Linked DNA regions of Homo sapiens: region 1 is linked to region 2. Evidence: chromatin loops called from intact Hi-C (ENCODE). Cell type or tissue: OCI-LY7. All regions are shown on one strand. Each heading gives the region's core, and the rest is flanking DNA. Links, peaks and the distances in the headings are about the cores only. Region 1 holds the start of N4BP2L1 (NEDD4 binding protein 2 like 1). Region 2 overlaps FRY (FRY microtubule binding protein).

Region 1 (15,828 bases), core at 573-8,572, 380 kb before region 2:
AGGGTTTATGCTGGGTAATTTGTGTTGTTTCTTGGCTGTCTATAAATCAGAGGATTTTTTTTTTTTTTGGCCGAATCAATTAACACTTGGCCTTTTGCTCTCCAGTTTCCAAAAGCTCTTCCTTCACACCTTCTTACTTTTCCACATCTTGTTAAACAGTGATAGTTAGAGAAAAATTTCAATGTTTCTTCATTCGCCAAAAATGGTGTTTATAAGATTATTTTCTTTATGTCCATGACAGTAATGGTTTCTAGTGCAGCAAAGTGAGATCGTGCTGGCTGTTTATGTTACTCCCTTACATTATCACTATCTTGTTCAGCCTTATTTTTATTTATTTATTTATTTGTTTGTTTATTTTTGAGATGGAGTTTCGCTCTTGTTACCCAGGCTGTAGTGCAATAGCGCGATCTCGGTTCACCACAACCTCTGCCTCCCGAGTTCAAGCAATTCTCCTGCCTCAGCCTTCTGAGTAGCTGGGATTACAGGCATATGCCACCACGCCTGGCTAACTTTGTATTTTTAGTAGAGACAGGGTTTCTCCATGTTGGTCAGGCTGGTCTCGAACTCCCGACCTCAGGTGATCTGCCTGCCTCGGCCTCCCGAAGTGCTGGGATTACAGGCGTGAGCCACCGCACCCGGCCTGTTCAGTCTTCATTTTTAGTAAATCCCAAACTCAGGATTATCTTTTAAGAAAATAGTTTAGGTTCATATACAATTATCAAGCACCTTCTGAATATCAGGCTGATATTGTGTTACAGCCTGGGCTGACAAAGATAAATAAGACACTATCCATGCCCTCTCACTTCCTCTAGTGAGAGGAAACAGATACCCAAACAGTTTACTTTAAACTGTGGTTTTGAGGAATACATTGGGAAAAATAGAACTTGTTGACTAGTTAAATGTCAACTAAAGAAAAGTGAAAGGACAGTGTGTAAGATCGTCTCCAGGTGCTGCTGACCATGTGATCCTCCTTGAAACTCCCTCCCTGGGCTTCCCTGCATCTTTCAGTGTTCTGTTTAATTGTTGGTCATTCAATCGTCCTCTCCTTTGCTAGATCCACTTGAGGGCACAGTCCTTAAATGCTGGTGTCCTCAGGACCCCTTCCTCAGCTGTCTTCTCTCTTCTCTATCTCCTTGTAGGGGAAAGGATTTCCAAAGCTCTGAGCTCAGCCACCTCTCCTAAGGAACACACTCACGTTTCCTGGCATCTGTTAGATAGCTCTACTTGCCACAAGCCCTGTGCTGAAACCCCTACCCACAAAGCTGCGTTGTCTTCCTGCAGCTGCTGCCTGGGACCTCTTAACAGAGGGAAATGGAAGTGGACGGATGCTTATGCAGCCCTGTCCAGTAGGAATATAATGCCAGCTACGTATGTAACTTAAACTCTCTAGGAGCCACAATGGAAGATAAAAATAAATGAAATTAATTCTAATAATATATTAACCCAATATACCCAGCACACCATTTCAACATATAACCAATATAAAAAAATTTTTAATATCTTTTTTCATACTGAATCTTCAAAATTCACTGTGTATTTTTAAAATTTTACTTTATGTTTTTTAGGAGACAGGGTCTTGCTCTGTTGTCCAGGCTCGAGTACAGTGGTACCATCATAGCTCACTGCAGTCTTGAACTTGCTGGCTCAAGTGATCCTCCCACTTCAGCCCCCCAAGGAGCTAGGACTACAGGCACACACCACCACAACCTGGCTAATTTTTGAATTTTTGGTAGATACAGGGTCTCACTATGTTGCCCAGGCTGGTCTCAAACTCCTAGCCTCAAGTGATCCTCCTGCCTTGGCCTCCCAAAGTGCTGGGACTACAGGCGTGAGCCACTGCACCGGGCCCGGGCACAGCGTGTTTGCAGTAGCCACATTCCAAGTGCTCACTAGCCACATGTGACCAGTGGCCCCCATATTAGCCAGTGCAGGTTAAAATGAAAAAGGTAGCATGTGAAGCTGGGCAAATTATGATAGGATACAGAGATTGTGTCACTATTTTTACGATTTATGTATATTTTCTGTTCCTTATGGGTTCCCTCCTAATATTTAGAGGTCTTTGAAATTCCATTGTTTCTTAGCAGTGCTGAGAAGAATGAGGAAAGTATTCTTCCTCCACGCTGGGAATGGATTTTCAAGGGAGAGCAGCTCATCTCCCACTCCGCCCTATCCCATCCCTAGAGGGAAATCCCAAGGGGAAGGGGAAGTTCTCAGCACAGAGCCCCTCCCCACTTGGATAGTCCCTTCCTAAAAGCTAACTGTGAAATCTCTGGATTTTGTTTTAGAAGGAAATCACTTTTTTCATAGTTGCTTTTCACAATTTTAGTACCTTAGCTGCCAGAAATAGAATTTATTACTTTACAATAATTATTATAGCCAAAGCCACCATATATTCTGCATTTCCCAGGATGGTGTCAGTTTTGAATGTTGTTTCTTTCAGGCAGGCATGGTGAATTTTGGTTCAGAAAACAGGATCACTCTGTCACGCTCTTGAGGGTGAACTGTTGGAGAGTCACTGTGGTGATCAACCAATGGGTACTCCCTAGTTCCTGGAACTGAGAACTTCAGTCTGGATACTTCTCTATAAATGGTTTCGGTAGACTCTGCCACTTTCCCCGGGGATCTGAAAGAGTTCTCCAAGAAGCCCCCACTTCTCAGGCGGCAACAGGGCAGGTACCTGGGCGGTAGCCCTTATGCTACTGTTCATAAATCAATCTGAGTTTTATGGGTGCTTTTTCTGAGGAAGGAGAGATTTAAAGTTATGTAGCGGCAACAAAGCTTTCTAATAATATTTTTGGCAGGCTGCTAAAGAAAGATGAAATAAGAAAAGATACAAGCCCTGGGAGAGTGGTGGTAGCCCTTGGGACGCCAGCCAGATGTTGGTGCTCACAAATCGGGGGAGACAATGGCCTTTACTGTTGCCATTTACAATGCCGGGCAGCTCATTAATCATCAGCTAAAATGATTTCACTTTCAGGGTCTAGGCAGGTCGGGGCTGGGGTTGGGGAGGGCTGTGGCAGGAGGCCTGGCTTCCAGGCCGGGGAAGTGTCCCAGAGACCTACTAGACGGGGCCCCTCCCCTCCACTGCTCAGGGCAAAGGGCACCAGGAGGCGGAGCGGGGGTCGAGGTGGGAGTGGGTGCGTCACCCTTGTTTTCCGGGCTGTGAGTCTCCCAGCGTCCCCAGCTTTCCAGGTAGGGACGCCCCCTCCCACGCAGCACGGTTCCGGCGGGTGGAAAGGAGGGGCTGGGCTCCCAGCGCCCGCCCCTCTATCCATCACATGGCCGGAGAGTCACAAAAACAACAGCTTTGGCCAAGACCGTGACTTCAGTAAAGGGAACCCGGGGCTCTCGCAGCCAGCCCTCCTGCCCATGGAGGACAGTTTCCTTCAATCTTTTGGGAGGCTGAGCCTCCAGCCCCAGCAGCAGCAGCAGCGGCAGCGGCCGCCCCGGCCGCCCCCGCGGGGGACACCTCCTCGCCGCCACAGCTTTAGGAAACACCTCTACCTCCTGCGAGGCCTCCCGGGCTCCGGGAAAACTACACTGGCCAGGTAATGACAGCGGTCTGGGCGCCGGTGCACGGGCCCGGGGCCACCAAACGCCCCGGCCGAGCGCACCCCTGCCCCAAGCCGCTCCCGGGCGCCGCTTGCGCCCCCGCCGCGGGTGCCTGCCGCGGCCCCGGCCCCAGCCCCAGCCCAAGCCTGAGCCTGGCAGCGCGGGGAGCCCGAGCCGCCTCCCTCGACCCCTGAGGCCGTTGCCACCCCTGGCGCCTGAGGGCGCGGGCACGGAGAGGAGGGAGCTCGTCCTGTTTGTTTCCCGCCGCGCTGTCCCGGGGGGGACGGATTCCCGTACTGCGCCTCGCGCAAGCCCCAGCGGCCCCGGCCCCTTCCCCGCCGCCGTGCCCCGCCTGGGGCCAGCCGGGCCGAAGCAGCCTTCACCGCCCCCAGCCTCCCCAGCCCCAGGTCGGGAGGGACTCTTCTTCGGGAAAACCCGGTGGCGACTGCAGAGAAAACCGCCGGGCCCCGCTGGCGCGCAGGCGGCCGCTACAGTGCGTCAACAGGCGCTGTAATCCGAGCGCATAAACGAGGGGTCCGGGGGTGGGGGCCCGGGGCGGCCGTGGCAGTGGCCCGGGGCTGGCAGCCCGCTTTGAAAATCTGGCGAAGTCGGGGAGCCTGCGTTTGCTTTGGCAGCTGCGAAGGCGCACAGGTGCACGGGGGCGGGGGGCTGGCTGGCGGCGCCACCACCGACCGTCACTGACAGAGCCTCGCCATGGGCGCCCAAATTCGTTCACTTGCGAATTGCGTAAGCGGCCCTCCGGTACCCAACCTCTGGGAATTACGCGGGCTTGTGCCTGTGGCCACCTTGCTAGGCCCCACCGCTCCAGCCTGAACTCCCACCGCTCCCTGCCTTGCGCTTGATGTTCCAGCAACTTCGAACTGTTTTTATCTCCTGTAAACCAAGCCGCTTCTCTCCTTGACGCTGGCCTTCCTGCCTGGCTTGCCCTCCCGCCTTCTTTTGCCTTTTAAGACCGGGCAGCTATCCCACCCCGCCAGTATATGCCCCTCTTCTGGGCTCCTTGGCTTCCTGTTTATACCTACGTGACTGTGCTTACTTTTTTGCACATGGTTTTTCTTATCCTTCTGTAAGTTTCTTGAAGGTAGGAGCCATGTCTTACCCTGCCAAGCACATTGTCTGGCACGTAGTAGCTGTTCAGTAGAGGAAGTGGTCCCTTTCCCTCAAAGGGCTTCCCGTCTCACTGGAGAGATAAGGCTAGCCATGGTACCAAGGAACTGCCGAAGAATCAAGGTGATGGACAGTCACGTGCGGATTTCGATGGTGCCGAGATAGTGACCTTAGGAGGAGGGACAGCCTGGGGAGGTGCTCCTGGTTGACTCGCGGAGTAGAAGCTTTTGGCCAGAATATTGCTACATTTTCACAAATTGCAGGGACATGTGACTTCTGGAGGACCGTGGGCACCCTTTCCTAAACCAGGGACACATTTCAATAGACCCTCTCTGGCTCGCTGGGGAGGGGAGGTGGAGGACAGAGGCAGAGTCGGGGAGCCTCCTTGGAACTCAGCAGTTGGTTATTTTGTGATACAGTCATGGTGGGTAAATCTGTTACCAACCAAGTATCTTCTGAATGTCAAATCCTGTTTAATTTCACTTTCGCTTTGCTGATCTGTGGCCTGCCTCATACTGAGTGTCAAAGAGACACTGAGTGTCAAAGAAGGAAGTAAACGTCTTTGGCCAGATTTAATTTCTGACTCTGTTGGGAAGCGAAGTAACATGATGGGTGCAAGATACACAGAATGGAACATCAGGGGCTTGGATTCACATTCCTCATCTGTGAAGCCAGGGCGTTGCCTGAGTGGTCCTTAGGGTCCTTTCTGGCTCTAACATTCTGCACTTTTAGGATTTTAATTCCTGATTGACATTTGGCTAAGCAGAAGACACCGGATGAGAGAACACCTATTACAGACCATCTCTCTCTCTCTAGGGACGACTGGAGTGAGCACTGGCCTGGGAGTCTGAAGATTGTGCCTTCAGACCTACTTCGTCACTTACTAGCTGGCGACTTTGGTCAGTCATCTAGTTTTTCCGGGCCTTATGTTCCTTACATGTGACTACTAAAAGGCTACTAGATTATAGGATTTATTAAAGATCCTTCTGACTCTTAATTTCCAGTGGTCAGATTAAAAATAGTTTGCTAATAATGGCTATGTTAAAGAGCTCTGACCTTGGAGTCAATTTATGGCTCCACATCCAAGCTCTACCATTCACTAGTTTTGCTTTTCACCCAACCCCTCTGTGCCTCGGTTTCCTTTTCTGTTAAATGGGGATATCTGTTCTGTTTGCCTCTGAGGGTTTTGTGAACATTAAATGTGTGTGGGAGGACTTTTTAAACTTAAAGTGCTATATACATTTTAAGAGGTGTTAGTTACTGCTCCGTTGTTGGTCAGCTGAGATAAATCTTCAGTGTTCCCTGGATCCTGGCTCTGGAGTGAAGAAGGTAGCTTGGCAGTTGACTTTGAGTCCTCCCGTTTCGCTGGGCATTGGCAGTTCTGGGAGCAGAGCAGCCTTGGCATGCCATGGGGTGGATTGTGTGTTTATAGAAAAGTCTGGGACGTAAGCGAGGAAATGGGCCACAGCTCAGCGGAAGGGAGGCCGGTGGTGAGGATGGAATGGTGGAGAGGCAGGCTCAGGTGTGGCCCACCAGGAGCTGCCTTCCCCACTTTTTTGGGAGGTAGGGTGGGGAAGAAGAAAAGAGCAAATTGTTTAAAAATACACATGTATATAGAAAATAGTAAAACTGTAAGGTTATCTGTGTGTTGTTGGATTCTGGGAAATTCACATTTTCTCTATTCTCTGTATTTTCCAAATTTTCTATAACGAATATGTATTTCTTAGAATAAAAATTTTTTTCTTCAAAATTTGGAGGAAATCGCTTTTTACAAATGTGGGTTCATCTTTTTCTGCTTAACCTTTTTTCTCATTTGATTAAAGAACTAATAAAAATGTTTTTGAAATTAAGATATGTCTTGTCTCCCAAATCAATGTTAGATTTCTGTGCTTTTTACATGTTTTCATAGTTTGAAGTGGATGGAATGTGGAAAAACATCTATTTAAATTCTTTGAATTTATTTTTTAAAAGTTGGAGTTTTAACTGATTAAATTTTTTGAGCACATCAAAGTACTGACAAATTAGCATGTGCCCTAAATCTGCTTTATCACCCGTGTTTCATTTAAAAAGCATATTACAGATAGGTTCTTACCACTGACCTATAAGCTCTACTTCCAGGAATTCATCCTAAGAAATAATTGGAGGGTGGAGCGGTGGCTCATGCCTGTAATCCCAGCACTTTGGGAGGCCGAGGTGGGTGTCCACTGAGTACTTATAAGACCTTTAGCACTTGTTTAGGGAAGCATATGCCAAATAAGCATATGAGAAGGCGCCTGCCTGGGATTAACCAATGGAAAGACATAATCAGCCCACTGCTGTGGGTAAGGGCCAGTGGGGAGTGGCATCTCAAATGCTGTTGGTGGTGAAGGCTGGGGAGGCAGTGAGGAGGATGAAGGCTAATTAGGGAGAAAGGATCTTCTCCACATGGAGACGGTTCTTGAGCTGGCCTTGAAGATGGGAAGGAGGTGGCTGAACGAAGGAAAAGGAACAACAGCCCGACTAAGGAGATGGAGGTGGCAGAGAGCTGGGTGTGCTCCCGGGCTTGATTGAAGTGAAGGCTTCATTGTAGTAAGTGTATTGGTGAAGTAAGCCCAGGACCAGATCATGGAGAACATTAAAGGCTGAACAAAGGAGTAGAGAGCTGTTGTCAGAAGAAATAAGATTCTAATGCCAAGACCCTTTCATTCTCAGCAGATGAGCCAGAACTCTCTCTTTCACAGCTCAGCTGACAAACTCACCTGGAACTGCACCTGTCCTTTCCGCTACCTCAATGAAAGCATCCATGGGTGAACCTCTGTGCTTTCCACTGTGTGTGTTAAAATGCCTTCCGGTTTTGACCATTTAAACCATTTTTATATACAATCCACTGGCATTGTATTATGTGGAACTACACTCACAATGTTGTACAACCATTACCACTATCTATTTCAAAAATTTCTTATCACTCCAAACACACTCTGTGCCCATTAAGCAATAACTGCCTATTCCCCACTCCCCCGACCCCGGGTAACCTCTCAGCTACTTCCTGTCTCTATGCATTTGCCTCCTTTACATGCTTCATGTAAGTGGATCATATGGTATTTGTCCTTTTGTGTCTGGCTAAATTTCATGTAGCTTAATGTTTTCAAGGTTCATCCATGTTGTAGCATGTGTCAGAACTTTACTATTTTTGTATCTCAATAAAATATTACCTTGTATGGGCATACCACTAAAACATCCTTTTTAAATGAAATTGCCATAATAGAGGGTAGCCTTTCTTTGTTTTTTCATGGTCTTATTTGAAAAATTAAAAGTTGTCAATCTTATTTCAGTTCCCCAGAATTTTTTTGAATCTTTACATTTCAATCAAAGCAAAGTCAGGGGAACCACCCTGTAGTACATGTTGCATCCTTTGCAATGTTCTGGTTCCTTTTGGCACCATCACAAATGGTTTGTAACATGGATTCAGTTAGGCTCAAAGGATGCCCGCTGACAGCTGTCTTTTCTCCTTATTCATATCTCTGGATAACATGGAATTTTCCATCATGAGAAGTACCTTTTCATTATTTCTTTTCATTATAGAGCCTTGCACAGAAGTGAAAGGATGCTTTTCTAATGTGATGCAATGGTAAGGCGGAGATGGGGAGAAAAGTATACTTTACAACCAGATAAGCAGTGGAATGTGAGAAACAGTGAGAACAGGGGGCCAGTTAAGTTGGCTAAGTAGTGAGTAGTTGGACCCCAAAGAATACTCTGCTCCACAGTGCTCCTAGCCAGCAGGCCTGGACTGTGGTGTGTTTCTTTATGAGGCCAGGGCTCTCATTAATAAAAGCAAGCTCACAATAGAATGTTTGCAGCATTCCAACTCTGTGAATATAAAAGTGGAGGGTCAGACAGGTGATATATCAAATCTTTAGTCATCTAGGTCTACTTGGAAAATGACTACTAGCTTTTTGTATTTTTCACAATTTTCCTAAGGTGGGTCCTAAATCTCCTCTCCTCACTACCGAGAGTCCTTGTCCTTACCCTCTCTCTGGAGGCTGGGATGAATGAGGACTTAAAAGCTGTATCTGTTTAACAAAGAGTGCAAATATACAGCGTGGTATGTGCTTGTTCTTGCTCATTGGAGAGGCTGTATCAGGAAAGATTGCCCAGCTATACAGGAGATTCACCACAAACACATTCCTGGAGCTGTTGGAACAATGGAAGAAGACCCTGCTGAACTGGGGCAATCCGATATTGCAGGTGTGGATTATGACCCGAGAGGAAGTAGAAATGGATGAAGGAAGGAAGAATAGGGGAAGAATACTTTCAAAGGAAAAGTTCAGGAGATGTATAGGAACTCCCCTGGAGTTCATCTGGTCTGAGCCCAAGACACTGAGAAGCTAAACATCTTGATCAGGGTCAAAGGGATGTGTTCTCCTATTTCTAACAGCTTTTTTTGTGTACCCCAAAAGAAGAGGCCGGAAAGGGGGTGATCTCGTGAAAGGGTAATGAGTTTGGTTTTGATCTGTCGTATAATGAAAAAACAAGAGCCTTATAAGCGGGCTAAGTTAACCTGGATTTCAATTGTCAGGGTAAGGAAGCTACATTTTTTGTTGTCAATATTAATGTTTCTCATAATATAAAAAATATTACTCACCAGGGAATTTATTTTCTTTATTAACGTACCATTGAGGGCAATGGGAGGAAATGAGATTTAGATTTTTAAATACGTTTCCATATTTATCCTGGTTATGATGTGTTGGAGAGAGATGTGGTAGTCAACTTCCAACTCCCAAGCAGGTCTAAAGTCTCTTTCTCATCTGCTCACATGTTAGGATATTTATAAGTCAATGCCTTAGTTCCTTCATGGCAGTTTCATGAACCTTCCCCTACATAATAGCACCCGCCTATGGCCACTCAGTCTCTGGATGAACCCAATAAGAATTTTTTTTTAGTCACGCCAAGTTATCTGAAGATACTGAGGCTCTCTGGGATTAAGGAAATTTTATAATAAAGAAAAATTAGTCTGCCTTCCAACTGTTCCTTCATAAGGCAGATCATATGTATGGCTTGGGGAGAAGGCTGTTTTTATCAAGGTAAGAGTCTGGGAAAGGGGAAGGGAGAAATGGGGAAAGAAAAGCCAGCACATGGTTACTGCTGACTGTCTGCCCGGCCCTTTTTGGACACTGGCTTATTGAATCTTCACAATAACCCTGGGATGTAGTCATTTTTATTTTATAGATGAGGATTTTAGGATTGGAGAGTCACACATTTGAGAGACTCAGGGGATTTCATAATACACCAAGTGATCTTATATTACTAGGGAAGTTCATGGACAAACATACCTACATCCCTTTCACAATTATTGGGGAGTCCTGCTGAAGTATGATTGTATAGCCAGGATTGTCCAGCACTCTTTCCCCACAGATTTTAAGGATATGCTGAAGAAGAAAGAGGGCCTGAAAGGGACTTTCATGCTACCATTTGTTGCCTTGTACCTTGGCTTTCTTTTCTTCTTGGCATTGGTACCACTGACGTATATTTATTTATTATCTATTTCTTTTACTAGAACGTAAGCTTCATGAGATATGATGTAAATTCCATGAGATCAGGAACTTTATTCTGTCCAGCTCCTAAAAGAAGGCCAGGCACATCACAGGCCTTTATTCAACATTTGATGAATGCATTAGTTCATGAAACGCAATGTGAGATGCCTCCTAAGATGTGGAAGCTTGGATGTCAGCATGGCTCTTGAGTAAAGAACGAAACCAAAGGGCAGATTATTCACATAAAGAGAAATGTAAAAGAATGAGGCTGGGCATGGTGGCTCATGCCTGTAATCCCAGCACTTTGGGAGGCTGAGGCGGGTGGAATCACCTGAGGTCAGGAGTTCGAGACCATCCTGGCCAACATGGTGAAACCCCGTCTCTACTAAAAATGCAAAAAATTAGCTGGGCATGGTGGCAGGTGCCTGTAATCCCAGCTACTTGGGAGGCTGAGGCAGGAGAATCACTTGAACCTGGGAGGTGGAAGTTGCAGTGAGCCGAGATTACGCCATTGCACTCCAGCCTGGGCAACAAGAGCAAAACTCGGTCTAAAAAAAATAAAATAAATAAAAAAGAATGAATGGGATATGGAGGACAGACAAGGGGGAAGAAAAGGAAAAAACAGAGCCACTCATTCCAAAGTTCTCAATTCGGTGCATAAGAAAATGATTCCTATTTGTTGCAGGTGAAAATGTTTGATGTGCCGGCTCCTTTACCTCATAGTTACAGTAAGAAGAAATTTAAAAATTGGGATCAAAGATGCAGCCGCCTTCCCATTTAAGCAGCACAGACAGCCCAAAGTGACAGTTTTCCTGTACAGTTACTCTTCTGTTATCTGTAACTGATCTATGACATTTTGGGAAAAAACAGCCAAAAAAAATTAGTACTGAGGTAGGTGTGCCTGATTCCTTCCCCAATTCTGCTCATGACTGAACCAACAGAACACAAACACAGGTGAAACCTGCACAGCTGTGAGAGCCTACAAAAGTTCACATGCAAGATACTTAAAGGAATTTCTGCTCAATAGAGTCTGTGGGACCACACTGACAAACGAGAATGAGGGCTCTCTGGGAGCCTGGCTTTGGACCTCATGAACATGGTCTACTTTGGAGGTATGAGGGGTAAAGGTAAGAGAAGTAGGGCAGACTGGGAACTGTTCCCTGAGTCCCCCTAGCCACTGTGGCTTGGGGACACTTGAGGCTAGCAGTGATTGAGGCTTGGCTCTCCAAGGACAGGACTTGGCCCTGGTGGGGTGGGTGGCAGCACTGCCCAGGTTCGGCCACACCTGGCCTCAGGGGAGGCTGCCCATGTCATCTATAGCTTGGCTCCCTCCCTGCTCTCAGGCTGCTGAGCCATGGAATCTGTTTTCTATCTCCCAGTTTAAAGTCCTCAAGAAGAATGTCAGTAGCATTCAGAGGAAGTGCTGGGATCCAGGAAGAATCCTCTCCGTCAGTCTCCTTTAAGGGTTGTATTAGTCTGTTCTCATTCTACTAATAAAGACATACCCAAAACTGGATAATTTATAAAGGAAAGAGGTTTAATTGACTCACAGTTCAGCATGGCCGGGGAGGCCTCAGGAAACAACTTACAATCGTGGTGGAAGGGGAAGCAAACATGTCCTTCTTCACATGGCGGCAGGAAGGAGAAGTGCTGAGCAAAAGGGGGAAAAGCCTTATGAAACCATCAGATCAGCCGGGCGCAGTGGCTTATGCCTGTAATCCCAGCACTTTGGGAGGCCAAGGCAGGCAGATCACCTGAAGTCAGGAGTTCAAGACCAGCCTAGCCAACATAGTGAAACCCCGTCTGTAAAATACAAAAAAAAAAAAAAAAAAAAAAAAAAAAAAAAAAATTAGCCAAGCATGGTGGCAAGCACCCGTAATCCTGGCTAGTCAAGAGGCTGAGGCAGGAGAATCACTTGAACCCGAGAGATGTAGGTTGCAGTGAGCTTAGATTGTGCCACTGCACTCCAGCCTGGGTGATCGAGCAAGACTCTGTCTCAAAAAAAAAAAAAAAAAAAAAAAAGCCAGATCTTGTGAGAACTCACTATCATGAGAACAGCATGAGGGTAACTGCTCCCATGATTCAGTTACCTCCCATCGGAGGTAATTCCCATGACGTGGGGATTATGGGAACTATAATTCAAGATGAGATTTGGGTGGGGACTGCCCCTGGCTCCTCCAAAATCTCATGTCCTCACATTTCAAAACACAATCATGTCTTCCTAACAGTCCCCCAAAGTCTTAACTCATTCCAGCATTAACTCAAAAGTCCAAGTCCAAAGTCTCATCTGAGACAAGGCAAGTCCCTTCTGCTTATGAACCTGTAAAATCAAAAGCAAGTTGGTTACTTCCTAGATACAATGGGGGTACAGGCATTGGGTAAATACACCTATTCCAAATGGAAGAAATTGGCCAAAACAAAAAGGCTATAGGCCCCATGCAAGCCCAAAATCCAGCAGGGTAGCCAAATCTTAAAGCTCCAAAATGATCTCCTTTGACTCCATGTCTCATATCCAGGTCATGCTGATGCAAGAGGTGGGCTCCCATGGCCTTGGGCAGCTCCACCCCTGTGGCTTTGCAAGGTACAGCTCCACTCCTGGCTGCTTTCACAAGCTGGCATTGAGTGTCTGCGGCTTTTCCAGGCACAAGCTGCAAGCTGTCAGTGGATCTACCATTCTGGGGTCTGGTGGGCAGTGGCCCTCTTCTTACAGCTCCACTAGGCAGTGCCCCAGTGGAGCCTCTGTGTGGGGGCTTTGACCCCACATTTCCCATCTGCACTGCACTAGCAGAGATTCTCCATGAGGGCACCACCCCTGCAGCACACCTCTGCCTGGAAATCCAGGCATTTCCATACATCTTCTGAAATCTAAGTGGAGGTTCCCAAACCTCAGTTATTGACTTCTGTGCACCCACAGGCCCAACACCATGTGGCAGCTGCCAAGGCTTGGGGCTTGTACCCCCTGAAGCAATGGTCTGAGCTGTACATTGACCCCTTTTAGCCATGGCCAGCCAGAGCTGCTGGGAAGCAGGGCACAAAGTTTCAAGGCTGCACACAGCAGGGGGGCCCAGGACCCATCTCATGAAACCATTTTTCCCTCCTAGGTCTCCAGGCCTGTGATGGGAGAGGCTGCCATGAAGTCCTCTGCCATGCCCTGGAGACATTTTCCCCATTGTCTTGGTGATTAACATTTGGCTCCTCGTTACTTAGGCAAATTTCTGCAGCTGGCTTGAATTTCTCACCTGAAAATGGGGCTTTCTTTTCTATCACATCATCAGGCTGCAAATTTTCCAAACTTTTGTGCTCTGCTTCCTCTTGAATGCTTTGCTGCTTAGAAATTTCTTCAACCAGATACCCTAAATTGTTTCTTTCAAGTTCAAAGTTCCACATGTGGATCTCTAGGGCGGGGCAAAATGCCACCAGTCTCTTTGCATAGCAAGAGTGACCTTTACTCCAGTTCCCAGTAAGTTCCTCATCTCTGAGACCACCTCAGCCTGGACTTCATCGTCCATAGCAGCATTTTGGTCAAAGCCATTCAACAAATCTCTAGGAAGTTCCAAACTTACCCACATATTCCTGTCTTCTGAGCCCTTCCATTAGTTCCAGTCTCTGCCTGTTACCCAGTTCCAAAGTTGCTTTCACATCTTTGGGTATCTTTACAGCAGTGCCCCATTCTCTGTGGTACCAATTTGCCGTTCTCACACTGCTAATAAAGACATACCCGAAACTGGGTAATTTATAAAGGAAAGAGGTTTAATTGACTCACAGTTCAGCATGGCTGGGGAGGCCTCAGGAAACTTATAATCATGGTGGAAGGGGAAGCAAACACATCCTCACATGGTGACAGCAAGGAGAAGTGCTGAGCAAAAGGGGAAAAAGCCCCTTATAAAACCATCAGATCTTGTGAGAACCCACTATCATGAGAACAGCATGAGGGTAACCATTGCCATGATTCAATTACCTCCCACTAGGTCCCTCCCATGACACATGGGGATTATGGGAACTACAATTAAAGATGAGATTTGAGTGGGGACACAGCCAAACCATATTGAGGACGAACTGAATCTAAGGTTTGGGTAAAATTCTCATTGTACAAAAATGAGTAAATAGAAATTCTCACACAGCTTGGGACTCTATAAAAAAGTTTGCCAGCTGGGCCTGGTGGCTCAAGCCTGTAATCCCAGTACTTTGGGAGGCCAAGGCGGGTGGATCATGAGGTCAGGAGTTCGAGACCAGCCTGGCCGAGATGGGGAAACCTCGTCTCTACTAAAAATACAAAAATTAGCCAGGGGTGGTGGCACGCGCCTGTAATCCCAGCTACTCGGGAGGCTGAGGCAGGAGAATTGCTTGAACCCAGGAGACAGAGATTGCAGTGAGCCGAGATCATGCCATTGCACTTCAGCCTGGGCGACAGAGCAAGACTCCGTCTGGAGGGGGGTGGGGCGGGGAACAAAAAAAAAAGAGTTCGCATAATTAGGCTAAAAGAGCGTCGTATTCAGGAGCCATTAATACATTCACAGATATTTACTGAGCATCTCCCATGTGCCTGGCATTCTTCTAGATGCTCAGAATGGAGCAGTGGACAAAGGAGACAAAAATCCCTGCCTTCATGGAACATGTATTCTATCAGAGAAAAAAAATTCTCAAGGAAAAAAGGCAATTTTAGCATCTGCTCTGCTCTGTTCTCTCAAAAAATAAGCAAAGGATTTCACAGGTATGCCACCGGAGGTATATATCCCCAGGAAATGTCCACATACACACAAGAGGTAGGCATAAGGAAGTTCACTGAAATTTGTTCATGATATGGAAAATTGCAAATAAGTATCACTAGAGAAAATACATAAATAAATGTGGTTATTTTATAGCGCTCAAGCACAGCAGTTTAGTGTGCGGCTCTGGGGCCAGAAGCCTAGGTTTTAATCCAGTTGTACCACTCGTTGGCCCTAATTTCTTTGTCTGTAACATGGGGATTGGGGATTCATAGCAGTGCTTATCTCCCAGGTCTATTTGAGCATTACGTAAAAAATGTAAAGCCTCTAGAATAGTGGTTAGCACACAATAAGCACTTAATAAACATTGGCTATATTTATTATTTTGCTGATAATGGAGTACTATGTAGCAGTTAAAGAAAATGGACTAAGTCTATATATCAACATAAATAGATCTAAAAAATGTAATGCTCCTTCATTTTTTAATTCAACAAGTATTTATTGAGTGTTTATGTGTTCCACACAGTGTTCTAGGTACTTGGGAATCATCAGTGAACAAAACAAAGATCCTGCCCTTGTGGACCTTATGTGCCAGAGGTAGGGAAATGGATATAACCTCTAAGGAAACCGTATGTTAATTTAGGCGGTGATAAGTGCTGTTGAAAAGGGGAGAGAGAAGCACGGTAAAGGTTTCTGGGAGTGCCAGAGTTAAAGTGGGGGTTGGTTGAATTTTAAGCCAACAAAACAAGTATGAGAAAATGTTCATGATTATGAGCTTTAGGTGGTGTGTATGCAGGTGTGTTATTATTTCTTTTGTCTTTCTCTATATTTACATTTTTTCTAAAAAATTCCTCTCTATGATATAAAAGATTAAAGAAAAACTCCTGATTAGGAGTCTAAAATACGAAGGAAGTTGGTTAAGAAGCAGAAAA
Region 2 (15,828 bases), core at 5,199-13,198:
TCATACAACTACTCTCACTAAATGTAGCCTACTAGGCCAGGTGTGGTGGCTCATGCCTATAATCCCAGCCCTTTGGAAGGCCGAGGTGGGTGGATCACCTGAGGTCAGGAGTTTGAGACCAGCCTGGCTAATATGGTGAAACCCTGTCTCTACTAAAAATACAAAATTTAGCTAGGTGTGGTGGCACGTGCCTGTAATCCCAGCTACTGAGGAGGCTGAGGCAGGAGAATCACTTGAAACCGGGAGACAGAAGGTTGCAGTGAGCTGAGATCCTGCCACTGCACTCTAGCCTGGGTGACAGAGTGAGAGTCTGTCTTAAAAAAAAAATAAAAAATAAAAAAAAGTAAAAATAAATGTAACCTACTGGACTCTATCCACCTACTTTATTGTATAGTCTCCCCGCTCTATTTTACTATGGGAAGCAAGAAATAACTTTTGCACATCAACTCAAGAATTTTTTTCCAACTTACAGGAAAAGTCACCATTTAAAATGATCATATTGTAACCCTGCCTATTTCATTCAAAACTGTGAAGTGAGAGGATACACTTGCTGGTGATGATTCTTATTTTTTTCATAATTGGTCTTATAAACCCAACATTTCTCTAAACTGAGGTTTTAGAACCTCAGTTTATCAGTGAAATATTTCAGTAATAAAATGGTCACATTTTATTTGTATGAGATACATACATGTTAGTCTTCCTAGCAATTCAGTAAATATAAGAGTTAAAATATTTTCACAGAAATATGGCAATTAACAATAGATGCCAGTGCCAAAAGGATTATGTATTTTCACTATTTTTCAGTGATATAACATAGTACAGAATATATTCATTCACTTGTATTAACAAAACTTTCAGAGACAAGGAGCCTCTGAGGCTGTGTTTAAGGGAGGAACCAAATGGAGCACAACATAAGCAAACATCACCTGCAGCCTGGCCTCTTCCCTGTGGAAACCATAATAAGGGCAGGGAACCCATAAAAGATAATGTGTCATTGTGTTGGGAAGTACTGGCTATTAAATAGGCTTACAGTTGTAGGTAGCATTTGCCAAGCATGTCATTACCTAAAGACATATCCAGCAAACAAATGCAACCTGAAAATGTGTATTAGGAGGGCCACTAGGAAAATACTGGTTTGTTTTGGCACAGGGTACCTCTGACAGCAAGCTACTGGTGAAGCAGCATTCTACTAACCAGGTGTATGATACTTATTGGGCACAGACTGTGTGAACCTATACAGAGGCTCACTTTAAACCTCCAAAGATCACCCATTCTCTGATAAATTGCCAGGTATATTCCTTTTTTTTTTTTTTTTTTAGATGGAGTCTCGCTCTGTCACCAGGCTGGAGTGCAGTGATGCGACCTCAGCTCACTGCAACCTCCGCCTCCCGGGTTCCAGTGATTCTCCTGCCTCAGCCTCCCAAGTAGTTGGGACTACAGGCGCATGCCACCACACCCAGCTAATTTTTGTATTTTTAGTAGAGACAGAGTTTCACCATATTGGCCAGGCTGGTCTCAATCTCCTGACCTCGTGATCTGCCCACCTCGGCCTCCCAAAGTGCTGGGATTACAGGTGTGAGCCACTGTGCCCAGCCTACCAGGTGTATTCTTAAACCCAACCTTGGAAAGAAAAATCAGAAGGGATTCTATGTTAATGAGAAATATTCTGGAAGGTATACTAACTTAAATGTATTAGAAGTACACTAAATGTTCTTTTTCCAAAAAGTTTTCCTGATTTCCATTACTCAGCTTATAGGTACCCCCAGTTCTATATGTGTAATTCCTCATTTGATCTTTCTGTTGCCCTCAGTCTTTTAATTATACTGTTTTGAAGGATTATTGCACAGGTTCTGTTTCTTGAGTTGAACTCAATTATTTTTTGGAGAGGGGTCTGACAAAATCCCAAAGTTTACCCAAAGATGGAGAGAGCTTTATAAAATGTACAGACTCAATGGCCTCATGAAGACCTACAGAATTTGAATCCCTGGCAAGGCTAGAATTTGTCTTTTTAAAGGTTCCATAAGTGATTCCAATGTGTACCCAGGTTTGGAAGCTACTGATGGCCCTTGGGAATATTTAATAATAAAAGAGAACAGAGTATTTAGTAAACCATCCTCCCACGTAGAGGAATCCATAGGAGGGTTTAAAATAGTTTCCATCTTAGGCCAGGCATGGTGGCTCATTCCTGCAATCCCACCACTTTGGGAGGTCGAGGTGGGAGACTCTTGAGCCCAGGAGTTTGAGGCCAGCCTGGGCAACATGGCAAAACCCTGTCTCTACAAAAAACACAAACATTAGCTGGGCATGGTAGTATGCACCTGTGGGCCCAGGTACTCAGGAGACTGAGGTGGGAGGATGGCTTAAACCCAGGAAGGAGGCTTCAGTGATCTATGATCACACCACTGCACTCCAGCCTGGGCGACACAAGACCCTGTCTCTAAATAAAGAAGTAAATAATAAAATAAAGAAATAAATAGTAAAACAGAGCTCTCTAGCTGGTAACCTTGTATCTATAACTCAAAACATAATGAAGAATCAGGAAGTTAACCAAAAGAACTTGGGGTTTGCTTTTGCTGTGCTTCATTGGTTTCTTATCTTTTATTTTCTTTATTTATTTATTTATGTATTTTTGAGACGGAGTCTCGCTCCGTCGCCCAGGCTGGAGTGCAGTGGCGCAATCTCAGCTCACTGCAAGCTCCGCCACTCGGGTTCATGCCATTCTCCTGCCTCAGCCTCCCGAGTAGCTGGGATTACAGGTGTCCACCACCATGCCCGGCTAATTTCTTTTGTATTTTTAGTAGAGACGGGGTCTCACCGTGTTTGCCAGGATGGTCTTGATCTCCTGACCTTGTGATCCGCCTGCCTCGGCCTCCCAAAGTGCTGGGATTACAGGTGTGAGTCACTGCGCCCAGCCTGTTTCTTACCTTTAAACAGCCTCAGGGGTTTCTCTGAGGAAACTAACACATTTCTCTGCCCCAAATAGGTGTCAGAAATCTACGTACTTGATATACATAGACTAATGCAAGGTCTCACTTCAAGCCCAACTCTTATTCACAACCCAAGCAAGTTTTATTTTTTTTTGGTCTAGTTTTTAAACTCCTAGCAAATTGAATGCAGAAAATCAAAAGACAAGATGTAAAAAAATGATCACTTGATAAATGCATAAATTCTAAAAAGCATTTATACAATTAATAACAACAAAGCAAGTGGTGCCATTTAGTTAGTATACCTCCCAGAATTCCTTCACAGTCCCTGTGAACATTTCCTGAATAGTCATACAGAACAACAAAAAAAAAAGGGTGTGTTCAAGATGACATCCTGTTAACAGTAAAGGATAAACACTTCTGCAGGGTTTTCATATTTTCGTTCAAAACATCTAAAAACTTATAAAAATTAACCTGACAATGGGAGTTCAGTTCTGAGTGACTTGTTCACTAGAGGCACGGTTAGAATGAAAGTAAACAACTATTTTCATTTAACAAAGCATCTTTTATTGTTTTATTTTTAATTTTTTTTGAGAGAGAGTCTTGCTCTGTTGCCCAGGCTGGAATGCAGCGGTGTGATCTCAGCTCATTGCAACCTCCGCATCCTGGGTTCAAGCGATTCTCCTTGTGCAGTGAAGGAGCATAGAGAAGGCACAGAGCCACACAACCTTTTACTACTAAGGCCTCTTTGCCTAATATCCTCATCCCCACAACCTGTTCTACCCAAGAAGGAGACAACCTAGTCTAGCTCATGTGTTTTTCCATATTTCACCTTGTATTTTGAGTTGATTATATTTTTGAGGATTAAAAAATACAGCCCAAGAAAGGATCCTCCTTCAGGGAAGACTCTTAAGTGTCCAAAGTGCATCAGGGACGCATGTGCACTTAAATGAGGCCAAGTATGGACTCTGTGGCATTATGGACCTGTAAGTCCATGTTCATAGGCTGATGTTGCCATTAACAAGCCGTGGGACCTTGGAAAACTAACACAGTCTGGGACCGAGACAGTTCGTCTGCAAAGACGATGAAGTCAGGTGTATACATAAAGAAACAGCAATTGTCCTGCAGCATTTTAATAGTATCTATACATTCTTTAGGCCAAGTAATCTAGAGAGCTTCATTCAAAGGATATGTCATAAATCTAGCAGGCCAAATGATAAGCTGAGGAGTGTCAGAAGTCATTACTAAGCATAGTCGGTAAGAGACAACTCCCAAAATAAAATCCAGTCTAAGAATGTCATTATTTTATATTATAAAATAACTCTTCTGTCTAAGACTGGGACTTTCTGAGAATACTATTTGAAATAATTCTACCTTTGTGTTCTAATACAGTAGCTATTAGCCACATATGGCTGCTTAGCCCTTGAAATGTGGTCAGTGTTACTAAGGAACTTAATTTTTTTTTTTTTGAGATGGAGTCTCGCTCTGTTTTCCAGGCTGGAGTGCAGTGGTGCGATCTCAGCTCATTGCGACCTCCGCCTCCCGGGTTCAAGCGATTCTCCTGCCTCAGCCTCCCGAGTAGATAGGACTCCACGCCCACACCACCACACTGGCTAATTTTTGTACGTTTAGTAGAGACGGGGTTTCACCATGTTGGCCAGGCTGGTCTTGAACTCCTGACCTCAGGTGATCTGCCTGCCTCGGCCTCCCAAAGCACTGGGATTACAGGCATTAGCCATCGTGCCCAGCCAGAAACTTAATTTTTATTTTTATTGTAATTAATTTAAATTCAAACTTAAAAACTGACACTTTGTTCAGTTATTGGAAATGTTTTAAGTATGTTTGGACAAATCTGCATATATGAAAGTACTTTTTCAACTGTAAATTTTATTAAATACAAATACAGATCAAGTGTTTTGGATAAATTTGGTATTCAAATTTAAATATGTTGATGGTGTAAAACACACACTGAGTTCTGAATTCCTCAAAAAAAGAAGGTAAAATATTTTATTAATAGTTATGCTGATTACATGTTGAAATAACATTTTAGATATATTGAATTAGATAAAATAAATTATGAAAATTTCAATGCTTTTAAGCTCTTTTTAATGTCGCTATTACAAAACTTAGAATTACATGCATGCCTGGTATTGCGTTGGGCACACTGCTTTAGACCAATTAACGCTTTTTATAAAACTTAGACACACAGGGAATAATTTTGCAGATAAACATGGAAAACTATTCAGAAAAAGCTAGTGTTGTGTCTTTATGGATTAGTAAATGCATGTAGTCATATATATTCACAAATAAGTTATTAGAAATACTGGTTTATTGTTTCAATAACATTTATTGATCACTTCAAAAAGTATCAGGCCAGGTGAGACTGGGAGGTGGTCACCTTTATGTCCACTCTATAGAAGAGAACACTGAAGTAATTTGTCAAAGACAGCACACTCAATAAATGCCAGGAAAAAGGACTAGAATATAGCTTTTCCATCTCTGGAGTTTGTACTCTTCCTGCTATACCAGATTGCCTCCTAGAAGTTGAGCAGCAAAAGATCATAAAAGAGATTTCTGATATTAAATACTTCTATATGGCACCCAAATCTATTACAAAACCAAAAATATAAAACTGACTAGGGAAAAAATTTTTAAACATCTTAATCTTCCTCTAGCTCTAACCATATCATCCATGTTATGATTGATCACACATTGTCTTGTGCTAGCTCCTATACTGACATCTTCATTCTTTCTGAATATCACAGGGATTTCCACCTTGCCTACTTCTTTGTAGAAAGCACCTCATACTTCGCAAATTATCATCGCTTCTGCTGCAGTGTTTTGTACACAGTGGGTCCTCAATGAATATTGGTTGATTTGTTGAAATCTTTAATTTTTTAAAACCACATCCATGTGAGAAGAAAAGCTGGTAAAATTGAATTGAAAAATTGTGATTTCCTGATACAAACTTGCATTAACAAAACCACTATTTTGACATAGAGTACTCCTATAGCAGAATCATTTCATCTTGTAAATAGAGTATACTCGTCTCACAGAGTTAGCATCCATCTGAAAACTCAGGAGTAATTCGGGTGCTGGGGAAAACAAGCTCAATATTTAAGCAGAAAGCTAAACTGGCAAATGTCTGTAGGGTTTTTTGTTGGGCTTCTTTTTCATTCCGGTAGGTAGCTCTTTAATTCCCTTCCATCTGCTCTTGCCAGTCATCTCACCACTCCCTTCCTCTGCTTCTTCCTCTCCCAACTACACACTTTTTGCTTGACATGTCTTTTCCCTCAATCCTGCCAACCCATCCTCTCCTTCAAAGACCTTGTAAAAGTCCCACTTATACCACAAAACCTCCCTTAACCAAATAAAAGGGAAACGGTCATTTTCCTCACCCAACTACATCCTGGGATAAAATAATTTTGAGCTCCCAAATCAGAAGGAAACGGAAATAATTAAGTATGTATCTACATGAATGGAGTTTTATGGCTGTATAACCACTCAGATTAAGTTATTACCTCTATTCTCAACCATATTGGTATAGATTTGTTTCCCTGAATAATCCTCATTGTTGCTTTTCAGAGTCTGTTGACATGTTATGTTGTAAGGGTCTTCCTAAAATGCGTATGTGGTGGATATAATTAAAACTTAATTTTAGGTCTCTTTATTTTGCAATATTTATTCAGAGAACTGAGAGTGCACAAGATAGTACAGGTGTAAGGTTTACAACCTGTTGTTTCATTATGAAGAGTTAGGTGCACCTCTGTCTTACTTTCTTATGTGATGACTGATGTGATGCCATCATGTAATAATTGTCACCAGAGTACTCTGTGGCATTCTGAAGTAGTCAGTGTCATGCCCTGTCAGCCCATAATGTTAACATGACTGCTAAAACTTCCTCACATAAGGGTGGGGAGGAGGCACTGGGAGAATCTGATTCAACTAGCCTAATGGGATGGAGTTTGAAGTGGCATAAGAACAGCAAAATATGCTTTCAAAAATTCCCCTAAGATTAGGAGACATTTTCTCCTAGAAGGGTTTATTATGCAACTATACATGGCCCAGGAAAGCACACTGCTATCCCTGAAGGATAGAAAGAAAGGTGAAACAACTGCTAATGCCTGTGTGTCACTGCAGGACCAAGCCATATATAATTCTGAATATAATAAAAGCACCTGACAGAGATCATCTTGAACTTGTTTCTTAAGAGGTGTTATCTTTGGGAGCTTTCATGATGCCTTTGTTTTCTATGAAAATTACACTATATTTTTCCGAGAGATTGTCATATGTAAAAAGTGCTTAGACAACTTAGATGAATTGATACTCTAAAACTATACCGAAGTAATCCAACAAGCTATGCAGTATCCATTAGGTATTTGTTTGACATTTAAATGGTTTAAGGTCATGTGGCCATCTAAAATGTGTGTTTCCTTGAAAAACAAAACCAAAGAAAATCTCCGCCAATCTATGACCTGGGAATAACTATAAAATGAATGTATAGGGGCTTTACATAGCAGCTATACAACACCACTGTGTTAATTTGGAATATTAAATCAATTGAGTATCGTCAAGAGAGAACCCCGCCATCACCTTTTAACCTCAACGCAAATATTCTATTTAAAGAGCATATTGTCTAGCTGAGTATAATTTTAAAACACTGTTCATCAAATAATTGCTTCTGCCTATTTTTTTTAAAGCAGCTTGCTTGAGCTACATAATCATGCATGTTTTTTATCATACATTAAAATGAAACACAGGCTGGACCCAGGGAAGATACCAAACTCTGACAATTCTACCCCAGACAACTGGCTTGAATCTGTTCCCTTCTATCTAACTCCTCTGCTACTACTTTATTTTGAGTCCTTGTTGTCTCTTTCCTGGGTCATTCTCGCAGTGATTGTCCCTACCTCCATTCTCAGTGCAGAGTCCCTGAATTTGCTGGGATGTGATCATGCTGTTCCCTGCTTAAAAACCTATGGGGTTGGGTGTGGTGGCGAGCGCCTGTAGTCCCAGCTACTTGGGAGGCTGAGGCAGGAGAATGGCGTGAACCCGGGAGGCGGAGCTTGCAGTGAGCTGAGATCGTGCCACTGCACTCCAGCCGACAGAGCAAGACTCCGTCCCAAAAAACAAACAAACAAAAAAACCTATGGGGTTGCCCACTGTTTTCAGAATAAGACCAGACCTTTCGGCAGATCCTTCCATGCTCCCTGTCATCTGACCCAACTTGCCTTTGTATACACAATCTGTCACTCCTTCAGGGAACTTGGGATCCAGTTGTCATTCCCTCAGGCACCTCCCCAACTCCCTGCAATTGCTCAGGTTCTTCCCTCTGCCTTTCCCCCTCTTCTCTGTAACAGTCTTCATGTTCAAATGTCACAGTCTCCATGGAACTATCCCTCAGCCTCTTCCCTCCCTCTTAAAATGATGAATCACTTCCTTCTCTAAATGATTATTTAGGTCAGTGTCCCCAGGTCCCAGCACAATGCCTGGCATGGGCAGAGCACCTATTTCTGTTCTCTTGCAACTTCCTTACACCTTCCCTTTCATCAAAGTAGGCTGTCTTTGATTGTGAAGCCCAGAGAAGGCAGGAGCTGGGCCTGCTGAATCACTGTGTACTCTATGTACCACAGTACCCTACACATGTAAGCATTTAATAATTGGTAAGAAGGGAAAGGGAGGACTGTTTATTGACTCTCAGGCACTTCCTGAAGCTTATTCAGGCATGTCCAATTGGGGCAGCTATTTGAGTACATGCACCTTAATCAAGAAGATAAAATCTTTATATTCAGATTTTTTTTTTCTAGTAAGGCCATCAGTGTCTCCAAATAAATATAAAACAGCAGCATTCCCCACGTGGAAAAAGACCTTGTGAGTAAAGAATTAAATTAGCTCAGCAGACTTCATTGAGCATGGTTTCCTTCCAATTTGGCAAAAGTGCCTAGAAGGTATAAAAGTAAGTTAAATCCTTGTAACATTAATGACATTTAGGTAAATGTAGGAAAAAGTTAGTATTTTTACAGATAGCAATCCTTGACAGTGCTGAATGATTTAAAAATAAACAAACAATTTCTCTCTGAAATGTTTCCTCAAGTTGGCTGATCATTATACAAATAAAACATCATTTCACTCTACACTTTTCTTTTCATGGACATATCTGCCCAGAGTTCTGTGAACACAATGGTACAATTTAGCTTGTTGAACTCACTCAAACAAAACAACAGGTGAGGGTTACAGAGGAAAGAGACTTCAGAGCTAAGATTAGATGCTGAGTTCCTGCTTGGAATAAAAGATAGAAAGATCCCAAAAGACAAAACACTGTTACTGCTTGCTGGGTGCTCATCCACTGAGGGGCGACATGCTAGCAAAGTTTAGGCACAGACCTCCCACACCCACTCAAGAGATTTTATTCACTCATTCAATATTTAACAGATTATTCACAGAGCCAATGTGCCCTAAGATGTGCTAGAGGGTAGAAAAATGAAAAGACGGTTGATTCTTAGCCACAGAGGGACCCAGACAGGTAAAGCAGTTACAGAATGCCACTGTTGCTACAATGGAAGTATGTAGAAAGGGTAGGGGAAGGGGAAGTGGAAGTGGGTCAGTTAGAGTGAAACTCATACACACAGGATAAGAGTTTGGTCCAAATCCAAAAAGCTCACGCTTCAGGTTTAATTCACATAAATGCTCACAGAAAATGCTGTAACTGGGCCGGGTGTGGTGCCTCACACCTGTAATCCCAGTACTTTCGGAGGCCGAAGCAGGCAGATCACCTGAGGTCAGGAGCTCGAGACCAGCCTGGCTAACATGGTGAAATCCTGTTTCTACTAAAAATACAAAAAAACTAGCCAGGAGTGGTGGTGCGTGCCTATAATCCCAGCTACTTGGGAGGCTGAGGCAGGAGAATCACTTGAACCCAGGAGGTGGAGGTTGCAGTGAGGCGAGATCATGCTGTTGCACTCCAGCCTGGGCAACAAGAGTGAAACTCTGCACCCCCCCCAAAAAAAAAGAAAAGAAAAGAAAAAAAGAAAAACAAAAAGGAAAAAGAAAACGCTGCAACTGTAGCATACGCTAATGCCTTGTTATATTTTCAGCCATCATACATAGCTCTGAATTTAGAAGGAACACATTCTATCTTGGATATCTTTAGATGGTTAATTTTCTGAAGTTCCAGAAATGTACTTTGCTACCAAAATATCCTCTCTAGGGAGTGGTAAAGTTCAGATCCTCAAGTCAAGAAGATGTCACAAAAAAGCTCCAAGACTCTTTGGTTCCTGGTCATACTGTCTTGGCAATGAGCCAACATGACAAAACCATTAACTTACAGAGGGATTTAGACAAGCATTAATTAGGCAAATTACTAATAACAATGGCTACCATTTATTTGAGCAAGTACAATAGTGAATATGCTAAACACTTCATAAATGTCAACTCCTTTAATTGTTATGGCTCTAGGAGTAGGTATATATAGATAAACATATTTATTTAAAGAGATATACATGATTATGTAGCTCTCTCTCTCTCTATATATACATATATACCCATATACAGCTCATACACATCAGGTAGAGTCTCTTTTTTAGGAATCAGAATTTAAGTAACTTGCTCAAGGTCACATAGCAAGTATATGGCTGAGACAAAGCACATGATCGTAACAGTCCCAAATTGCACAGAAAAAACTCTTGTTTAGTCAAAAGTAAATCAAATGAGCCTACATAATTTCTTTCTATATTTTGTATTACATAAAAATTAATGAATCTCGTGGTCAAAAAGGCAGAAAAATTTAAAAAGAGACAAAAACAAAGTAAAACATCATGGCTTCTCCGTGTAGAGAAAGATCCAAGATTAAGAGCAACAATTCTGTGTTGCTTTGTAGTGTGGGTATTGAACCTCTCCTTACATGGAAACACAATAAAGAACTAGGTTTGCATAAAGGGCCTTTTATCTTTGTGTCATGTGACCAGTGTTGCATCATTTTCCTCTGCAGCAGGATTCAGTGAAGAGTGTAATTCACTTCTGTTTTCAGCAAGAAAAAATAAAAGCAAGTTAACACAAACGGGCTGATACTCCTGGCTGACTCTTCCAGACTGTGTTAACTTTCCACTTAAAGTAGAGGAGATGGAGGCTTGGTCTCAACTTCTGAGCTCACATAACTTTGCCAGCCCCAGCAGCATCAGGCTAGGGTAGATCTTTTGGCATTAACTTAGCACTGTCCACAAAGAAGATAGATTCTAACCTTCTGTCTCTTGCGTGGGTCAATAGCAAGAACTTCAGGAAAACACAGAGCTGAATAAATCAGCTGAGTTGTCATCTTGCAGTATAAAACACAGGCCAGTCAGACATAGACTGAAATGGAGAGGGATGTCCTAGGAACAGTATCCACAATTTATCTCTATCCTTTTCCCAGAGCCTGAAGAGCATTTTCATTCTCCTGGCCCAAGAAGTGACAGTCTCTTAGTCACTCCCTAAAACAAGGGCCTTGTTTGGCAGAACAATATGATATTTAAAGAGCTCATTGGGCCAGTTTGATGGCTGTTGTTTTGTGTACGAGGGACACTTGAGAATTGTTGAGTGGGTCTTCCATCACTGGAGTGTGTACACTTCATAAGTAGTTGTATCCTCTGCCTGAGCTCATTTAATATATTAACCAGAGCATTATACTTAGCTTTTGGTCTTAACTTTCAGCAAGCCTTTCCTCAATTTCTACATTATGCCTTGTCAAATCTAGCCTGTTTGAATCTCGCCAGCATAAAAATATAGAGTAGCAGATGTTATTCCTTTTAACTTAAATTGTGTTTGTAGTACCACAGTAATACTCCTACCTCATCTCTGGCCAATGACTGTGACTAATACTCCAATGATATCACTGGTATTTAGATTATAGGCTACAGGTCAAAGATTCAGTCCATTTCTGCATCCCACAGAACTCTTGAATCTACCAAAACAAATGGCTTGCATATACATCGCCAATGAAATTAATTTAGATGATCACTCCCAGTTCACGATGAAATTTTAATTATTCAGTGTGCTTGCAACCATTGACACCAAAAGCATTTGTCATGCAATCCCTGTCTATGGAGGCTGATGCACAATTACAAGAGTAAAAAGGTGGAGATCAACGTTCAAAGCTATGGGAAGGACTTCTAGGAAAGACTGTCCTGGAAAGGCAGTAGCAGCAGATAGCCAGTGAGAAGGAATTGTGAGTGCTCCAGATGGGAGGTGATGCAGACCTGGAACCAGGCCTTGGCAGAGGTGATGGTGACGAAGATCCAGATGTGGGAGATGTCATTCGAGGAAGAAAACAAGACAAGTTTTAGCAGCAATTTGGATGAACAACAATGAAGGGTTGAAAAAAAGTCTAGTTTCTTGCCTAGGACTGACTAATAGCGAAATTCAGCATTACTGATGAAGAACTAAGCCCTATAGGGGTCCTGGAGGAGAGAGATGAAGTCACAGGTTCAGCAAGTTGATAAGAAAATATCCTATTTTGGAGATATATATCAGCAATATGGGGAAAAAATAGTGAAAATTGGCCTTAGGGGCCAGCGGGTATAATAATGTACAAATAACAGTCACTCTTACCCACATATACACAATTAACATTGCATGGGATTGATTACTGGTCATATTTTACTGCAATTATTGATTTATATAGATCTTTTTCACTTGACACTCTTCTTTTAAGGGCAGGAACTTGGCTCAAGTTCAGCTTAAAATCATCTCAGATGATTGTTCTGATTTTGTTTTTCAGCCACCTACACAAACTATGTCCAAAGGCTGGAAGCAGCAAGTCTATCAGGGTGGCAAAAGATGCATTTCTCTTATTTCCAGGAAGAAAATCCTTTCCAGAAGTTCCCCCAGCAACTGGGATAGCAGTCAGAAGCTTGCACTGAAGGCCAAGCAAGCAAGCATCTGGCTCTTTCAGATGTTTTGGTGGGAAATGAGCAGAGGAAAAGTGGGGCGGGAGTGGCTCTAACTGGGCTGCCAACAAGAAGAGAGGCTCTAGAGACAGAAGCAGATTGGAATCTGGGCACCATCACTTACTGATTGTGAATGTCTCTTATTTCTTTATTAGCATTTGGTTTTTATTCTACAAAATGGTATTTGCCTCAATAGGATGTAAGGAAGTTTAAATGAGAGAGTGCTTAGCACTGTGGCTGAAACATGGCAGTCCTTCATGAATGCTAGCTATTCTTATTTAACCATTGCGATACCTAGCTTAGGGAGGCTGTAAATAGGGAAAGTGAGTCAGTGATAAAGCCCTTTCAAATTAATAGCTAAATCTGAACAATAAGATTAAAATATAAACCTTACTGGAAAATACTGTTATTTCCACATGAAATGGAAATATCTGAAAACAGAAAAACATTTTTTTCTTTTGGTATCTAAGGGAAATATTAAGGGCATTTCATCTACTATTGTTGGATAGCATTAAACAAATAAATATTGAACTTGTTAATTTTAACCTAACAGCATAATTCAATAGACCTACATATTCCTTTTTTTTCTTTTTTTGGTCTTATTTTAAAATTAAAATTTATTTAAAAACAAAAGAGATGGGGTTTCACTGTGTTGACCAGGCTGGTCTCAAACTCCTGGCCTCAAGCACTTCTCCCATTTCAGGCTCCTGAAGAACTAGGATTACAGGTGTGAGCCACTGTGCCTGGCCTGGGTATAATCTTAAGGGGCTCAAGTGATTGATCTAAAAATATTATTTCTTATAATTTGCTTTCTTTTTTAAAGCAATAGAAAGACTCCATTTCTTTTTGAGTGAGTATAATGAAGAAAACATGAGGAAGTGTTCCTTTTTTGAAACTGAAGGCAAAGCAATACAGAATTTTTTGGTGGGGGCTACTTTCAAGACTTTGCCGCTGCTTTTTGACAAATATCTCTGTGGTAACTTGCTAGGAAGTACATATCAATATAACTCTACTCCCACTAGAGGTTCATCAATTTCACCTGCTGGTAGCCAATATCTTTATCTTGCCAATGACGATGAGAGGCCACATAATATAGTGTTTATCCTAGAGTCTAGGTTGGAATCCTAGCTCCATCACTTACAAATGGTTCCTTCATCTTTCCACATGTGTAAAACAGTGTCATGGTAAAGACCAGAGGAAATGATACATATACAGCACTTCATGCGGCTCTTGACACTTCATAAGTGCTTATAAAGATCAGCTATTATTATTGCCCTTAATGCAATGCTATACAACAACAGATGTTGAGTTTCTAATAATAGTCATCTACCGTGATATGGTTTGGCTGTGTCCCCACCCAAATCTCATCTTGAATTGTACTCCCATAATTCCCACATGTTGTGGGAGGGACCTGGTGGGAGATAAGTGAATCATGGGGGCAATTTCTCCCATACTGTTCTCGTGGTAGTGAATACATTTCACAAGATCCGATGGTTTGATAACCCATTTCACTTGGCTCTCATTCTCTCTCTTGCCGCTGCCATGTGAGGTGTGCCTTTCACCTTCCTCCATGATTGTGAGGCCTCCCCAGCTACATGGAAACGTAAGTCCAATAAACCTCTTTCTTTTGTAAATTGCCCAGTCTAGGGTTTGTCTTTATCAGCAGTGTGAAAACAGACTAATACATACCATTGTAGTTTTTACTTAATGGCACTATTAGTTGCCTATCATTCTTCCTTGGTACAAGAATCTCTGTTTTGTTCAGGTGGCAGGTATAAGTCCCTTGTCTCACAAAAGGTGTACCCAGCCCAGTGCCAGGGCCTGAACCATGATTCATCTAAGTCAATTTGGCTATTCCATTCAACTTTGCCAGTGACTGGTCTAAGGGTAGGCATATGACCCAGTTCCTATCAGAGAGAAGCAAGAGGAAGTTTGCTGAGACCTTTATCAAAATAATCTTCTTGTTACAAGAAAGCCCTAACCTGGGCCTCCTTCCTTCCTGACTTAAGTGAAGCAAAGATATTTGGAACTGAGGTGGCCATCCTGTGATCATGTAGTGTGACCAGTCCAGAGATTGGATGGTCTAGGTCTTTGAGCTTCTAAGCCCACCTGGAACCTCCCATCTCCAGGCTGTGGGTTGGGCAAGCTAATTAACAGTCCCATCTCCAGGCTGTGGGTTGGGCAAGCTAATTAACAGTCTTTACTCTTTCAGCCCTTATGAGGTTATTCTATCATTTATAGCAAAAGTATACTAAAATGGCACCCATTTCAAATTACTAAATGGAAAAAATATGTTCTATGTAATAACCATAACACTGAACCTGTGAGTAGCATGTTACTGAATTCTGATTAGTAACAAGGGATTTAGAAATGAAAGTCACTGATTTCAAAATCCTACAGTAATCATTTCCAGTTTGTATTTTTTTCTCTCTTCTCCCTCTGATTCTTTTCCTTTCTTCCCTCCTTCCCTCCCTTCCTCCCTTCTTCCTTTCTTCTTTTCATAAAGTGGTTGACTAATGGTAGACAATATAATTTAAATGTCCACTCCTCTTCCCCTCTAGAAAGTGGTGCTAAGGATTGACATGGTTAACAAAACAGATAACAAAATAAAGGAAAAGAAGCTAAGATAAAATGGATTTTTTGATATTTAAAATGTGCTAGAATCTTCATTCTCACTTATAATTTTGATCTTTCTTAAAGTTCAAACATTTTAAATTGTTAGTTGAGAACAAAGTAGTTTACTCTGCCAGATGAAAATGGGCCAGGTTTTCAAACACCTTCAAAAATTGATCTCTCAATTGGCATGAACTAGGATTAGCTTTCCTGTAATGATAAGCACTGGCGGTTTCTTATAAATGAAACATAAAATCAGCAGGCAAGACACAAAAACATCTCTGATTTTCCTATTCTCTCGCAGCTGTATTCAATCAAGTAAAACAGAAGCGAGACAGGTTGTCTTGCACCCTCAACCTGGAAGAGAAGCT

Evidence for each region. Hi-C counts contacts between places; a loop is a spot of excess contacts. Peaks named below come from ENCODE experiments on the same cell type or tissue, not always from the same donor. Only the 100,000 strongest peaks of a DNase experiment are listed, where the experiment ranks them.
Region 1: it touches region 2 in a loop (2.2-fold over the local background); 4 of 110 quality-filtered maps call a loop at or near these places.

What each region holds. Positions count from the first base shown.
Region 1 is chr13:32,415,624-32,431,451 of GRCh38, reverse strand. N4BP2L1 (NEDD4 binding protein 2 like 1) reads left to right here and starts at 3,322. Exons shown (of 5, transcript NM_052818.3): 1 at 3,322-3,548. The coding sequence starts at 3,370. It overlaps LOC124903256 (small nucleolar RNA SNORA16B/SNORA16A family), which reads left to right and starts at 10,936; the gene lies at 10,936-11,062. RefSeq lists enhancers at 2,895-2,974, 5,015-5,244, 5,305-5,354 and a silencer at 3,375-4,244. In OCI-LY7, for the core only: no CTCF peak of the experiment used is centred there; DNase peaks (open chromatin) are centred at 3,181, 3,741, 4,221, 5,171 and 1 weaker place; H3K4me3 peaks cover 3,399 bases; H3K27ac peaks cover 2,848 bases.
Region 2 is chr13:32,041,678-32,057,505 of GRCh38, reverse strand. All of the region lies in intron 1 of FRY (FRY microtubule binding protein), which reads right to left. Among named protein-coding and RNA genes, the nearest start is that of FRY, 18 kb to the right of the region's middle. RefSeq lists a silencer at 9,516-9,595 and an enhancer at 10,720-11,014. In OCI-LY7, for the core only: a CTCF peak has its summit at 9,231; a DNase peak (open chromatin) is centred at 10,895; H3K4me3 peaks cover 372 bases; H3K27ac peaks cover 1,337 bases.